Regions from separate parts of the Homo sapiens genome. Here region 2 is linked to region 1. A link is an interaction called in ENCODE POLR2A ChIA-PET data of the cell type or tissue named here. Cell type or tissue: Panc1. All regions are shown on one strand.

Evidence for each region. ChIA-PET counts read pairs that join two places held together with the same protein. Peaks named below come from ENCODE experiments on the same cell type or tissue, not always from the same donor. Only the 100,000 strongest peaks of a DNase experiment are listed, where the experiment ranks them.
Region 2: POLR2A ChIA-PET joins it to region 1 with 9 read pairs; 2 of 35 experiments call an interaction of 5 or more read pairs at or near these places.

Annotation. Positions count from the first base shown.
Region 1 is chr1:11,266,485-11,268,984 of GRCh38, reverse strand. No RefSeq gene overlaps it. Among named protein-coding and RNA genes, the nearest start is that of MTOR, 5.2 kb to the right of the region's middle. In Panc1, no CTCF peak of the experiment used is centred here; a DNase peak (open chromatin) is centred at 1,116.
Region 2 is chr1:10,453,636-10,456,135 of GRCh38, reverse strand. No RefSeq gene overlaps it. Among named protein-coding and RNA genes, the nearest start is that of CORT, 4.9 kb to the right of the region's middle. In Panc1, no CTCF peak of the experiment used is centred here; no DNase peak of the experiment used is centred here.

The sequences.
Region 1 (2,500 bases):
ATTAGAAAACAGGGCTGTATCATATCTCAGGGTGGCAAAAATCTCCTATATGGCTGATGGGAATAAAAATTGGTACCTCCCTTATAGAGATCAACTTGACAAGATTCAACAAAACTGTCTAACCCTGTAATCCCATTTCTGGGAATTTATCTTGATATAGCTGTCAGGGAAGAAAATGATATACGTACAAAGGCATTCACTGCAGCATTTGTAATAGCACAAATTTGGACATAACACAAATGTCCATTCACAGAGGACTGGAAAATGAACTATGGCACAGCCATGTGATAGAACACTATGCAGCTGTAGCAACAACAAAAGGACAAGAAACTCTGTGTGTACCAAGATGGAAATGAAACCGTCCCAACAAACTTTATAAAATTAATCAGGGGCCAGGTGCGGTGGCTCACACCTGTAATCCCAGCACTTTGGGAGGCCAAGGCAGGCTGATCACTTGAGGTCAGGAGTTCGAGACCAGCCTGGCCAACATTGTGAAACCCCGTCTCTACTAAAAATACAAAAATTAGGCTGGACACAGTGGCTCACACCTGTAATCCTAGCACTTTGCGAGGCTGAGGCAGGCAGATTACCTGAGGTCAGGAGTTCAAGACCAGCCTGGCCAACATGGTGAAACTTTGTCTTTACTAAAAATACAAAAAATTAGCCGGGTACAGTGGGGTGCGCCTATAATCCCAGCTACTCTGCCGAGGTGCACACCTGTAATCCCAGCTACTCTGGAGGCTGAGGCAGGAGAATTGCTTGAACCTGGGAGGCAGAGGTTGCAGTGAGCTGAGATCACGCCACTGCACTCTAGCCTGGGCTACAGAGCGAGACTTGGTCTCAAAAAAAAAAAAAAAGTACAAAAATTAGCTGGCATGGTGGCGCACACCTGTAATCCCAGCCACTCGGGAGGCTGAGGCAGGAGAATCGTTTGAACCCGGGAGGTGGAGGTTGCGGTGAACTGAGATCACACCACTGCACTCCGAGTGAGACTCCATCTCAAAATAAAATAAAATAAATCAGGGAGGAAGGGAGGGAGAGAAATGAAAATAAACAAAGCTTGCAGCACATTCAGCATTCATCATGAGGTCATGTTGAACTCTGAGCCATTTCCTCATAGTTGTTTGCTGCCTACTGTCCCAGAATCATGCGGACCCTGTCATCAGACAACTTAAGCTTGCAAAACATTGTTTTCCACCTGAGGTATTCTTTCAGGTCCTGCATATCAGTGAAACTACTGATGACAGCCATTGTGAAAGACCCCACAGGGAGCTAACTCACCAAAGAATGCAGTTTCTACATCCTGATGATTTCACCCCCTTTACCCCAACCCATAAACGATACCAAATTTCCAGCCTCTCCCCCTCTACAATCCCCTTAAAAACCCCAGCTCAGGCCGGGCACGGTGGCTCACTCCTGTAATCCCAGCACTTTGGGAGGCCGAGGTGGGCAGATCAAGAGGTCAGGAGTTTGAGACCAGCCTGACCAACACGGTGAAACCGTGTCTCTACTAGAAATACAAAAATTAGCCGGGTATGGTGGCACACACCTATAATCCCAGCTACTCAAAAGGCTGAGGCACAAGAATTGCTTGAACCTGGGAGGCAGAGGTGGCAGTGAGCTGAGATCCTGCCACTGCACTCCAGCCTGGGCAACAGAGCGAGACTCTGTCTCAAGAAAAAACAAAACAAACAAACAAACAAACAAACCCAGCTCAGAATTCCTTGGGGAGATGGATTTGAAGGTCTCCTCCTGTTACAGTAGATAGCTAGTCAGGCATGAGCAGAGCAGGAGAGGCCCCCACCCCCTAACCCCAGGAATGTCAAGCAACCATTGGGTGATGGTCAGGCAGTTGTTAAGCTATCTCGCTAAAATAATAATTGATTGCAGCTGGTGCCAGAGAAAGGCAGTCTCCCAAAAGATAGAAACACCTGAAACTGGTGATCAGCAGCTTCCCATAAGATCTCAGGAGCTGGGCGAGTAGGCTCAAGCATGGGCACTAAGAGGCAAAATCGCAGATGATCACTAACAGGCAAAATCGCCGATGATCTTCCTCTAGGAACACTGGACTGGTAAGGGAAACACATCTTGAGTGAGCATGCCCACAACTCCAGTAAACACACTGCACATGCGCCCCTACCCAAGTGCTGACAGGCCACCATGCATGTGGACAGCCCACCCCAAGGGAAGAATCAGGGGAGAAGGGATGCAAGACCCTGGAAGTATGCCAACCCCGAGTCAAGGTCAAACAGCGCACTTGATCTCTCAGGTCAACTGCTTGGTTCTCTTCCAAGTGTCCTTTACTTCCTTTCATTCCTGCTCTAAAGCTCTTTAATAAACTTCGCTCCTGTTCTAAAACTTGCCTCAGTCTCTCACTCTGCCTTATGCCCCTCAGTTGAATTCTTTCTTCTGAGGAGGCAAGAACTGAGCTTGCTGCAGACCATGTAAATTCAGCGCTGGTAACACTCCCATCTCCTCAGTTGGCTGCCCTGCGATCACT
Region 2 (2,500 bases), 810 kb after region 1:
CACTCTTTTTCTTTTCTTTTTTTAAGACAATCTCGCTCTGTCACCCAGGCTGGAGTTCAGTGGCTCTATCTCAGCTCACTGTAACCTCCACCTCCCAGGTTCAAGGGATTCTCCTGCCTCAACCTCCCAAATAGCTGGGATTACAGGGGCGTGCCACCACCCCCAGCTAATTTTTGTATTTTTAGTAGGGATGGGGTTTCTCCATGTTGGCCAGGCTGGTCTCAAACTTCTGACCTCATGTGATCCACCGTCCTCAGCCTCCCAAAGTGCTGGGATTACAGGCATGAGCCACCACACCTGGCTGTATTTTTCAGTATCATGTTATAAGAACTATCACCCCCAGGCTGGGCGCAGTGGCTCACGCCTGTAATCCCAGCACTTTGGGAGGCCGAGACGGGCGGATCACGGGGTCAAGAGATCGAGGCCATCCTGGATAAAATGGTGAAACCCCATCTCTACTAAAAATACAAAAAAATTATCCGGGCGTGGTGGCAGGCGCCTGTAGTCCCATACTCGGGAGGCTGAGGCAGGAGAATGGCCTGAACCCGGGAGGCGGAGCTTGCAGTGAGCTGAGATTGCACCACTGCACTCCAGCCTGGGCGACAAGCGAGACTCCGTCTCAAAAAAAAAAAAAAAAAAAAGAACTATCACCCCCAAAATTCTAGCTTTTCCTCCAGACTGATTATTTTAATAAGACAAATACTTTTTTAAATTACAAATGCAAAATGGGAAAGAGAAATTACTATTTTTACTAGCATTATAAGAAGTTACAAAAGCCAGGCGCGGTGGTTCACGCCTGTAATCCCAGCACATTGGGAGGCCGAGGCAGGGAGATCACCTGAGGTCAGGAGTTCGAGACCAGCCTGACCAACATGGAGAAACCCCCTGTCTCTACTAAAAAAAATAAAAAATTTGCCGGGCGTGATAGTACATGCCTGTAATCCCAGCTACTCGGGAGGCTGAGGCAGGAGAATCTCGCTTGAACCTGGGAGGCGGAGGTTGCAGTGAGCTGAGATCACGCCATTGCACTCCAGCCTGGGCAACAAGAGCAAAACTCCGTCTCAAAAAAAAAAAAAAAAAAAAGAAGTTACAAATAGCCCAGGGGTGGTACCACAGTGGCTCATGCCTGTAGCCGTACTCCCAGCTACTCAGGAGGCTAAGGCAGGAGAATTGCTTGAACCCGGGAGGTGGAGGTTGCAGTGAGTCGAGATCGCCATTGCACTCCAGCCTAGGCAACAAGAGCGAAACGCCCTCTCAAAAAAAAAAAAAAAAAAAAAAAGTGTGTGGCATCCCCCTACTCAGGCCAAGTCTCTCTCTTGCTCTTGCTCTCACTGTGTGATACACTGGGTCCTACTTGGCTTTCTGTAATGATTGGAAGCTTCCTGAGGCCTCACCAGAAACTGAGCAGATGCCTGGTGCCATGATTTTTTTTTTTTTTTTTTTTTTAAGTAGAGATGGGGTTTCACCGTTTTGGTCAGGCTGGTCTGGAAATCCTGACCTTGTGATCCGCCTGCTTCGGCCTCCCAAAGTGTTGGGATTACAGGCGTGAGCCACCGCACCTGGCCAGGTATTTCTTTATAGCAGCACAAGAACGGCCTAAAACATTCCAAATGAAACCTCTCTCTCTATGGAAAACGCTACTGTTTTTAAGATGGGCTGCCCCTGGCCAGGCGCGGTGGTTCATACCTGTAATCCCAGCACTTTGGGAGGCTGAGGTGGGTGGATCACAAGGTCAGGAGATCGAGACCATCCTGGCTAACACGGTGAAACCCCATCTCTACAAAAAAATAGAAAAAATTAGCTGGGTGTGGTGGCGGGTGCCTGTAGTCCCAGCTACTCGGGAGGCTGAGACAGAAGAATGACCTGAGCCCGGGAGGTGGAGCTTACAGTGAGCCAAGATCACTTCACTGCACTCCAGCCTGGGTGGCAGAGGGAGACTCTGTCTCAAAAAAAAAAAAAAAAAAAAAAAGACGGGCTGCCCTTCAACAGGTGCTGCTTACATCAAGGTAAGTATCTCCCCTGAGCTTCCCAGTCTGAGGAGTTTCCTAAAGCCTGGAATCCTTTGCTGCCAGCCCTGAAATAGGAAAGCTGTGAGTGTCTGTTGTCCTTCATTCCTCCTCAGCAGTTAGGGAGCTGTTCTGGTGCCAAATCCTGGACAAAATAACAAGAGCATGAACTTGAAGTTGCCCAGGGCCTGATTACCCAGATCTACACACCTGACTCTACTGAACTACAGAAAAGGCCACCAAAAACCAGATGGTGGGAAATGACCATTTTACCCTGATTTATTAATCACAAGCATATTCATCTGGTCTAACATGCAGCTGATGCCAGTTAATGTCGTATGAAGTCCCCTGAACTAAGGTAGGCTTAGACTTGAATTTCCTGGCAGTAGCACTAGTAGAGCCTCATTATCCTACAGATAACTACTTAGTTAAAAGGTAAAATCCCCAATCTTAAAGTCTGTGTGGATGACCCCAATGTATTTTATTTTTTGAGA